Regions from separate parts of the Homo sapiens genome. Here all the other regions are linked to region 3. The links are chromatin contacts, found by Hi-C or POLR2A ChIA-PET in ENCODE. All regions are on one chromosome and are shown on one strand. Each heading gives the region's core, a stretch centred on a gene start or an enhancer-like site at or near the end of the contact. The rest is flanking DNA. Distances are from core to core; before and after follow the strand shown.

Region 1 (3,522 bases), core at 261-2,760, 41 kb before region 3:
CACCCACACTCCTGGGACACCCACGCCCCCGGGACACCCACACTCCCGGGACACCCACACCCTTGGAGGCTGGTGTGAGCAGAGCCGGTGACCGCCCTGGGGTGAAAGCAGATTTGCATCAGAAAAGCTCTCAAGAACTGAGGAAAACCTGATGAAGAACACACGATTATCTGGAAGGAACAGAATGGAGCAAAGAAGATAAAATCGCCTGCACCCCAGTCCCAGGGAAGGCCAAGCTGGAGCGGTCACTTCCTCTCGAGCAGGGAACACCCTCCTTGGGGGGCACTGCAGTAGCCACCCCGCGGGCTGGCTCTTTGCCATGGGAGGGGAAGGAGGTGATGTTGGCCCCCACTGGGCCCCAGGACAAAACCAGTGGCAGTCCCTGCTCACCTCTGTGAGGCCCCGGCTTCCACGGCATGTCCCGTGTTTCTCCTCCTGAGGCCTTAGCGACCCCGCCTGGGGCAGGAAGGTGGCCGGGGTCATAAGGCCATGCTGTGAGCTAGGGCTGCAGCCCCACATCCCAGGCACTGTCCCTCACAGCCCACCCCCCACTCGCCATCCCCACACGCCATCCCCACGCCCCACTAGCCATCCTCACGCCACACCCCCTACTCGCCATCCCCATGCCCCACTCACCATTCCCAGGCCCCAGCCCCACTCGCCATCCCCACCCCCCCATGCCCCATCCTCTGCACCCCACACGCCCTTTCCATGCCCCATCCCCCACACCCCACATGCCCCATCCCCGACACCCCACACACCCCATCCCCCACACCTCCATGCCCCATCCCCTGCACCCCACACGCCCTTTCCATGCCCCATCCCCCACACCCCACACACTTTCCCACACCTCACCCCCACACCCCATGCCCCACATGCTGTTTCCCAGGCCCCACCCCCCCACGGCCCATCCCCCACACCCCACACGCCATCCCCACCCCCGATCCTCCACACCCCATCCCCTACGCCCCACATGCCGTTTCCCACACCCCATCCCCCATGCCCCAGGCGCCATCCCCCACGCACCGTCCCCTACCTGTGCTCCCCAGCCTGGGAGCACCCTGTGCGCACTTCCTGCACTCTGAGAGGCCCCAGACTCCCTGCGCTTGTCCGACCTCACAGGCAGGGGCCCATGGGGGCCAGGAAAGCACCACCCACTCCTAAAGTTCTTTGAAAAATAATCCCGCCAAAGCCTGGGCCACCAAGAAGGGCCTCCCCTCCTGTGCCTGGATGCTGGTTTCTAGAAGGAAAGAAATTGAACAGGAGCCGCCAGAAAACCCTCCTGGTGGATGGGGGTGTCCGGAGCAAGGGCGGGGTTTGGGAAGCCCGGGCTGGCTCCTGGATTTGCCCACTGCCCTTCCACCAAGTTTATGGAGAAAACCTCCCCGGACGCACCTGCAGCCAGGCAGCCCTGAAGCCCAAGCAGAAGGCAGAGGAGCCTGAGGGCCTGGGAGACCATGATGAAATCTCTGCAGTGCTGCCCCTGCCTGTTGACATTCCCCATGGGACTGACGGGCAAAGTTCTCTGCCTCCAAGGGTGACAGAGGGATGGGGGAGGGGAGGACACAGGCGTCCTCTGAACACCCCAGCTGAGAGCTGCACCTGGCCGGCCAGTGGCCATGCATCCCCTGCTGCCCAGCCACTGAGCTCAAGTGGGGGGGACAGGAGAAAGGTCAGGTGACCCCAGCTGTGCTGCAGAGCGGACGGTTTTGTTGCCAGCGTGCAGGTGTTAAGGTGTGTGTGGCACCAACACTTCAAATACGATCTAGAATTCCAAACCCCTAATGTAAGTTGGGAAACAGATTTAAACTGCAGATGAAAACTTGTCCCATAGCAATCATGCGAGTCAAATCTCAAGACTGTATCTTGGGTGTGGATGTAAATATTTGAAGAGAGCCTCCAGACCAGGCCAGCTAGGCCGTTGCCTGCAAGGGAGGCTGGTTTCTTAGGTGAGCCACAGAGCCTCACTGAGAAGTGCCGGGAATAGGATCATTCTGGCCCTGAGCTGGGCACCCCCACTCCGTTTTGACTGCAGGCAGCACCCCCATTCTCCAGCGGTCCACATCTTACGTCTTTTTGTTTGTTTTGTTTTGTTTGTTTGAGACAGAGTCTTGCTCTGTTGCCAGGCTGGAGAGTGCACTGGTGCAATCTCACTGCAACCTCCACCTCCCGGGTTCAAGTGATTCTTGTGCCTCAGCCTCCTGAGTAGCTGGGACCACAGGTGCACGTCACCATGCCTGGCTAATTTATATATATATATTTTTTTTTTTTAGCAGAGATGGGGTTTCACCGTGTTGACCAGGCTGGTTTCGAACTCCTGACCTCAAGTGATCCACATGCCTCAGCCTCCCAAAGTGCTGGGATTACAGGCGTGAGCCACTGTGCCCGGCTGGCGGCAGTCCACGTCATTTCTACCTGCTGTCATGGGCCCAAGCCACAAGCTGTGGTGACTAACCACCCCAGGTTGCCCAGGGACTGAGGGTTCTCAGAATGTGGAACTTTCCATCCCAAAAACACTGGGGTAGACGGTCATCCAAGCCTCCTGGGTTGCCCAGCAGGCCTGTCTGACCCCTCAAGCAGGGAGTATCCTCCATGTGAACAGTTGCATTGCTGATGACTTCTTTGGAAGCTGATGTCCAGTTCTTTTTACGGCTGGAGGGAGGGAGGTGATTCCTTCCCAACAGCCAAGTCTTAGCTCAGGGGTGCCTTTCAAAGCAGCCCCCAGCACCCCCAAAGCCTCCCTGCTTGCTGCTGACCTGCATCTCAGTCCAGAGAGCAGAGCACTTGCTGAGGGGCCGACAGGGCATGTTTTCTCTTCCACCCAGCACAGCTGAAGCCCATCTGTGCCCCTCCATGATATCGATCCCAGGGAGATCGCTTACAAAGTAGCTGCTCCGTCTGGAATAAAGCTCACGTCCAGCTCAAATCTGGTCCCCGCGGCTCTCGGCCAGCACAGCCCAAGGTAATTTCAGGACGTGGAGGGGAGGGGGCCATATCTAAACCCTACCCCTTTCCCACCTGAGAGTAGATGGCTGGCTGGTCTTAGGGTACCCTTCCCCTTTGGGGCTCCAGGTCAGAGGTCCTCAACCCTCTCTGGGCAGCAGAATGACCTGGGGAACCTCAAGCGCCAAAACCCCCTGAGAGATTCAGTGGCTCATGGCCTCGGGGCTGGTGAAGCTCTTCAGGTGATGGACCCTCACCTGCATGCAGCCCTCTCTGTGCGGGCAGGCGGGAGGGGGCAGGAACCGGGCTATCTGGCTGGGCTCTCTGCCCGTCTCACTGCTGGCCAGGGCGGCTGCAGGTGCCCGCCTATGGCCATTGTCCTGGTGTGGGTCCTTGAGGACACAGGTGTGAGGGGCTCCACCTGGCCCCGGGGACCCGCTCCATACCTCCCTGAGGGGGACCTGCCTGCTGGTCTCCCTCCCACGTCTGTCCCAGGGGCATGCCTGGAACCTTGCCTGGGGCTGGACCCGGCCACACGGAGTAGCAGGTGTGGGGGCTGCTGCACCATCCCTCTCACAA
Region 2 (3,506 bases), core at 546-3,045, 42 kb after region 3:
CCTGCATCCACCTGCTCTGAGGAGGCCAGTACCCAGGGTTGAGGGTGGACTTTGTGAAAGGGCAGGGAGGTGGAGGTGCGGGACTGCAGCCCCCAGGACCTTCCAGCCCAGCCCCCATGAGGACACAGCTGAGCAGAGGACACAGTCAGTGCCCCGTGCGTGGAGTGAAGAACCACCTGGCTGAGCCCTTTTGGAACTTCTGAGCCACTAAATGAAGAATAAATCTGTAAAATAGGGCTTTTCAAGCTAACTAAGTTTAGGGTAGCTTTTTATGGAGAACAGATAATGGTGGGTTCGCCGCCCCTCATCCACGTCCTCACTGAGAAGACCCAGGGTGCACACAGCCTCCGACAACTGCAGCTTTGTCTCGTAACAGCGACAGTCCCCCGCCGCCTTGCGCCCCCCACAGCCACTGTCTCCAGCTTCCGGAACTTCTGCTTCTGGGTCTTGGCCAAGCCCAGCCACGCCAGGCAGGGCGGCTTTACCATCCAGTGATCCCGGGACGCTGGGCCCCCGAGGCTCCCTGTGGGCGTCTCCTCAGTACAGGGCTCCGTGGCCTCCTCCCGAGTCCTTGTCGGCACCCCTCAATGGGACATGACTCATTATCTGATACAATTGTTCTCACTTCGGCCAGGACGTCACACAAGCATATCTTTTCTCCCTCGCTCCTTCCTAACCTCCTTTGAGGGCTCATGCCTTGAGCCCATCCTGGCTGCCGAGTCTCTTAGAGGGCTGAGCCGAGGGGCGTCCACACACCGTGACGGCCCCCCTTCACCTGGGACAGCTCAGTCCCCGCAATGCTGCATTCTAAGGAAGCCCCCGAAGGGGAAGGCGGCTGCAGGGTCTGGCTTCATTGTGCTCTGATGACTTCTATCCTCCGAACTCTCCCAGCCCTCGAGGGCTCTTGACCTCTGCCCCCGTCTCTGGTGGCACATAATGCCCCATGCAGTGCTCAATAGAACGTGCCTGTCACTCACTCACAAACCTTTCATCATTGTTAATTCGCACTTCCTCTCGGAAAATTCCTCAGATCCCAATGATAAGAGGCCCTGGAGTGAACACTGCAGCCCTGTGTCCTCCTGTGCGAGTACGACAAGCCTCCCCTCAGCCGCCGCCGCGGTGGGGGCTCAAAGCCCCCTGGGATGTGGCTCACGCACGTCTCAGCTTCACGCAGCACCTACCACAATGATCAGGAACTCGTGGCAACTTTTCAGTCGCCATTAAAGGTAAGAGTGTTCTGCCGGGACAAGCCGAGGCAAGCGGCACGCCCCAGCTACGAGGTGGATTGTGGAAACGGCCGCAGCCTGCGCCTGCCTTTCCTTTCCCTGAAACGGGGCCTGGGGGGAACGTTCAGGGGCCAGAAGCTTCCAGCACCGCCCAGAAGCCTATGTGTGTGGAGTGACGCCGACGGCAGCTGGGGGCGGACCCTGCCTGTGTGTGAGACCCCCTGCGTCCCTGTGCAAATGGGCATGGGCCACGGCATGAGGACCCCTGGCCGGCGGGGGTGGGTGGGAGGGAGAAGCTGCTCCTTGGGGTACACTGGCTGTGGAGGGCCCAGCTAGGAAGAGGAGCGGATGCAACAAGATCCCCTCATGCCCAAACGTGGAGGCAGCCTGGGAGCTTGGAGTGGACGGTGGACACAACGTGGAGGCAGCCTGGGAGCTTGGAGTGGATGGTGGACACAGAGGTGGAGAGTGGCTCCCTCTCAGCACTGGCTGGCCCACCCACAGTGTGGAGGTGGCATCTGGGAGCTGCTGCCTCACTGGAACCACAGAGACCGGGGACCCCCAGAGGCCAGCCTGAGCCACAGGGTCGAGGGTGCAGTCAGCAGGGCAGCCTTGGGGCAGGAGCTAGCCACAGGAAGGCCTGGAGCCTCCAGCTGCCCAGGGGAGAGGATGGGGGCCAGGTGACCCGGAGCTGAAATCGCACGGGGGCCTGGCCTGGGCCGCACAGCCTCGTTCAGTTGGTAGCTGGTGCTGGTCTCAGGCTGCTGCTACCCTGGGTATCTCTGAACTCTCTGTGCTCCACCACAGCCTCAATGCAAAGCAAAGACCCTGTTCTTTCTTCCCAAGTCAGGAGTGGAAATCCCAGTCTGTCCACTGAGACTGAAAAGCAGGCGCCAAAGCTCCCAGTACCTGCAGGTTATGAGGCAGCAAAACACCGCTGGACGCGGAGCTGGGGGCACAGCCCCTCTCTGGAGAAACCCTCCCCACCAAGGTGGGCAGTGCCAGGACCCGGGGCCAATGGCACCAAGAACAGGCTCTACTTCTGTGTCTACACCCGGCCTAGTAACTGGAGGCGGACTGAACGCCGCAGAGGACAGAGGGCTCCGAAGCTCCTCTGTGGTTCAGAACAGCACCCTGTCCACACAGCACCAGGGGCAGCCTCCGGTCCCCACCCACGTCCAAAAACCACTGTCCTGGCTGAGACCTGTCACACCTGCATGTGAACTCTCGCACCCAAGCAACTGGGCCTACATCCACTCGCTAGGGGCAGAAGGCAGATGCAACTCCCTCTCATCCCCATCACCAGAAAGAAGTGTGGTTCCTACGGGATCTGCTTTAGTGTGAGATACACACTCAGTTTAATACACACACAGCTACACACAGCTACCTATACACACATACATGTACATATACACACATACAGTTACACACACAGCTACTTATAAACACACACATATGTACACAGCTATACACAGATACATAGCTGCACATACAGCTAGACACACACCTACACACACATGTATACACAGCTGCACACATATGCATGTGGATGTGTAGGTATGTATATGTACATATATGTACAAACATACACACCTATATATACACACATGGATATACACACACAGCTACACGCACATACACAGCTACCATACAGATACACAGCTACACATACACACACATACACATCTACAAGTACACACATATACACATACACAGCTACACATGCACATGCATACACACTACACATACACACACATACACACATCTACACATACACACATCTACACATACACACATATACACACTACACATACATGCAAACATACATAGCTACACATTCACACGCGCACACACTATACATACACACATCTACACATACACACAGCTACACATATACACTGTTATGGACTGGATGTCTGTCTTCCCCTGAATTCATGTGTTGAAATGCTGACCCCCACGGGGACAGTGCTGGGAGGTGGGGCTTGTGGGAGGGGAGGAGGCCGTGGGAGTGGGGCTCCCGTGAATGGGATTCTGTGGGCTTGCTCTGCTCGCCTGGCCACATGAGGACAGCGAGAAGGCTGCAGTCTGTAAATCAGGAAGTGAGCCCTCACCAGGCAGCACATCTGCCGGTGCCTTCATCCGGGACTTCCTGCCCCAGAACCAAGAGAAATAAACTGTGGCTTAAACCACTCAGTCTAGGGGACTTTGTCACAGCAAGCAGCCTGAGTTGAGACACACAGGTAGATACACACACGCACACGCGTCCTGGGCAGGAGGCAT
Region 3 (3,219 bases), core at 223-2,722:
TCCTGTGGAGAGAATGCAGCCTCATGTCCCGGCCCCGTCCAGGCACACAGCGCAGGCTGGTGGTGAGGCCTCGTGGGGCCTTGCTCTTGAGGGGGCGGGGACTGAGGAAGGGGTCAATCCCCGACCCCCGAGTCTTCCCAGTCTCTTCTGTGGGGTCGTGCGGGCAGGCGGGGTGATGTGGGGGCCTCCCTCACTCCTGTGTGCCCCGGGGCAGAGCTGCCATTACAGGGCACTCAGGGCAACGGGTTAAGGTGAAAGAGTCACTGGAGACCAGGCTTTCTCATGGTGCCTGCTCCTGGTCCTCAGTGTCCTCACGGTGGAGCGGCCCGGTGAGCACAGAGGCACAGTCCTCGGGGACACACCAGCAGGTCATGGCCCTGGGCTACCATTGCTGCAAAGCCAGCAGCGTGCCGGTGGGCCAGGGGCAGCACAGAGCAGGGAGCACGTGCTCCTCAGAATACGTTTGTTCCAGCAAGCGCTGTGGACACGTGAGCACTGGGAGTGTTCTGCAAACAGGAATTCCAACCGCCACTTCATCGCCTGCTCGGCATGAGAAACCGGCACAGACATCCTGTCTCGGTCACACTCAGAAGCAAGAGATGTCTATTCGGGAGCTCCCCGCACAGACAGCCAAAAGTGCTCCTGAGAGGAGCCACCCCTGGTCCCACTCCTGAAGCCACGGCCACCCAGGGCCAATGGTTGACCCAACGCCAGAATGGCAGGCGCAGCCAGCAATCTACAGGGTTCATTTACACTCCTTTTATTCCGTTCTCGTCGGAGAGGTTGCCGAGCTAATTGCCATCAAAAGGCATCTCAAGCCTGCTGACTTCTTGGTCTTACGTGCTGCTGACACAAACTCCCGCTGGGACGAAAGACCCCCCGCAGCTTCCGACCGGAGCCCCGCGCAGCTTCTGACTGACCGGAGCCCCCCACAGCTTCCAGCCGGAGCACCCCCCATGTACCTTCGCCTTGTCCTTCTTCTCTGTGTGCGCACACAGCACTGAGCTTGTCGACTGGACGTCATTGGGCAGCTCTGTTTCAGCCAGCTCGGTCCCGAAGGACTGCAGCATCTGAGCCGTCTGCTTCACCATGAGGGCGAAACTTTCGATGGCCTTGGGGACAGAGAAAACACAATTGCATGCCTTGTGCACTGCACCCACCTCCTGCTGCCCTGAAAGCAGACACCGGCGGAAACCGTTCCCACACAGACCCATCAGGTGAGACCGGCTGACGCAAAGACGGTGAACGCCCTCCCATAGCGTCCTGCCCTCCTTGACCTCTTCAGAAACATACCAGGCACACTCTACACGTGTGCCCGTCACCTAGAGTCGCCTGTGCCTGCGCTGCCTCTCCCCGTTGAGAGCAGTGAGTGTTGCAAACCACAACGCAAGGGTTTTTTTTTTTTTTTTGGTCTCCAAGCCCAGAGAAAGCCACTCCCAAACTTATGACTCACGTTACTTCTTTACAATGACTAAGGTCCACTGAGACCATCTCCTCATTCTTGGGAAAGAAAACGACTGTTAATGTGAATGTGTTTTTGGAAAGGGCCGTGTTGTAATGCAAGAGCGATTCTGTGGAAGTACTCGAGCTGGTATCAGCCAGCCCCGCTGGCCCCGACGCGGCTCACCGTGCGCTGGCACAGCCACCGGGAGTGGCAGTAGTCCAGGGTCCCACCCAGGTCCTCGGTCAGCTGCGACTTATCGATGTAACCGTGTAAGTCTGGTACGGAGCTCAGCATTATGACCTGGAGGAGAAAGGGAATGCGTGGTAGTGTTTGGGATTATTGTTGGCTCCCAAAAGAGCTGCCCCATCAGCAGAACACCCAGCAGCACAGAGAGGACCACGTCTGCCTGGATGCTGCGGGCGGCTGTGTGGGTGGGGGCACCTGGACACTGCGGATGGATGTGCGGATGGGATGCAGCTCAGCGCCCCGCCGACACCTCCTCTCGTGGTGGCGTGTGTGTGTTATGGCCCTTATGATGGAGATAACTCCGTGCGCCCTCCTTCCCTGCTATTTGGCAGGCACTGCACACTAGCCATAGGCTTTGTGACCACAGACGTGTCACGGGGAGCAAGACCGACCTCACGGGTCATCCATGCCACAGGCTCCCCTGCACAACGGCTCCACAGCAAGCCGTCAAAATGGGTTTCACAGAAATCACCGGCATCTTCAAACTCACAGCCCCACTTAGATAATTCTTGAAATTAGAGTGGATGATGTGAAGGATGCAGTTGTTGACACGTGTGTGTCCGTGTTTCAGTGCCGTGTGCTGAACTCAGCCGTAGAAAGGAGACATGAGGGAGAACAGTGGCCCCGGCACCTCTGCTGCCGTGACTATCTGGCAAAATCACCCCCAGTGGAGTCCCCACTCTAGACTGATACGGTATTTAATAAAACATGATGTGGTGTCAAATAACCCCTGAGCTAAACCTCAGGAGACCCATTTTGTGGTCCCGTCTGACTGCTTGCAAAGCCAAGCCTAGATTTTATCCAAACCCTGGACACCGTGGGTGGCTGTGTGGACAGGGGCGCCTGAACGCTGTGGGCAGCTGTGTGGACAGGGACGCCTGAACGCTGTGGGCGGCTGTGTGGACAGGGACGCCTGAACGCTGTGGGCGGCTGTGTGGACAGGGGTGTCTGGACACCGTGGGCAGCTGTGTGGACAGGGACGCCTGAACGCTGTGGGCGGCTGTGCAGGCAGGGGTGTCTGGACACTGTAGGCAGCTGAGCGGATGGGGGCGCCTGGACATTGTGGGTGGCTGTGTGGACAGGGGCGCCTGGCTTCGGACCTGTGTGGACCCAGATGTGGGTCCCACTCGCCCGCAGGCCAGCCGCCCACTCTGTGTCTCAGCTGCCTCCTTCGTAAATGGGCACGTTGTGCCTGAGCTCATCATGCCACGGTGAGCAGCAAATGGTGCTGTTGGAGGTGCACAAAACTCCACACGAGTGCGGCCTGTGATGGCCAAGGACATGCAACAGGCGTTTACACCTCCTCCAGCAACATCATCAAACAGTGCTCTGATGGGAGAGATGATCATTTTTGTCCCTGTTCCTGCCGAAAATACCCCGCGGTCATTGTAGACACCAGTTGAAATCAACACACCACCACTGAGGCCGGACGGGGAGAGTGGCTGGCAGTTCCCACACGGTTATGGTTATGTGGAAAACCTGTGGTTGCGACGGCCGCATAAGCTCCTCTACACACGCCTTGTCTTCAT

The links. Hi-C counts contacts between places; a loop is a spot of excess contacts on that map. ChIA-PET counts read pairs that join two places held with the same protein, here RNA polymerase II (POLR2A). Pooled maps may share reads with other maps.
Region 1: POLR2A ChIA-PET joins it to region 3 with 22 read pairs in Panc1. The contact joins the promoter of F7 here to the enhancer-like site in region 3. A Hi-C loop is called at or near these places in 1 of 168 maps with a recorded cell type or tissue (breast epithelium), 1 of 37 single-sample maps with no recorded cell type and 2 of 50 pooled maps. POLR2A ChIA-PET finds 5 or more read pairs at or near these places in 4 of 52 experiments (Panc1, SK-N-SH, WTC11 and 1 more).
Region 2: a map of PC-9 shows a loop between it and region 3 (5-fold over the local background). The contact joins two enhancer-like sites. A Hi-C loop is called at or near these places in 1 of 168 maps with a recorded cell type or tissue (PC-9). POLR2A ChIA-PET finds 5 or more read pairs at or near these places in 2 of 52 experiments (K562 and WTC11).

What each region holds. Positions count from the first base shown.
Region 1 is chr13:113,103,779-113,107,300 of GRCh38, reverse strand. It overlaps F7 (coagulation factor VII), which reads right to left and starts at 1,510. Exons shown (of 8, transcript NM_019616.4): 1 at 1,396-1,510. The coding sequence starts at 1,459.
Region 2 is chr13:113,020,385-113,023,890 of GRCh38, reverse strand. All of the region lies in intron 2 of MCF2L (MCF.2 cell line derived transforming sequence like), which reads right to left. Among named protein-coding and RNA genes, the nearest start is that of MCF2L, 53 kb to the right of the region's middle. RefSeq lists enhancers at 608-1,243, 1,244-1,878. Within about 2 kb of position 1,795, at least 5 of the 41 ENCODE cell types and tissues checked have a DNase peak (open chromatin) inside an H3K27ac peak, as active enhancers do; they include PC-9, where a contact is called at or near this core.
Region 3 is chr13:113,062,829-113,066,047 of GRCh38, reverse strand. It overlaps MCF2L (MCF.2 cell line derived transforming sequence like), which reads right to left. Exons shown (of 30, transcript NM_001112732.3): 6 at 1,628-1,744; 7 at 963-1,112; 8 at 1-2. Among named protein-coding and RNA genes, the nearest start is that of F7, 41 kb to the left of the region's middle. Within about 2 kb of position 1,472, at least 2 of the 41 ENCODE cell types and tissues checked have a DNase peak (open chromatin) inside an H3K27ac peak, as active enhancers do; they include PC-9, where a contact is called at or near this core.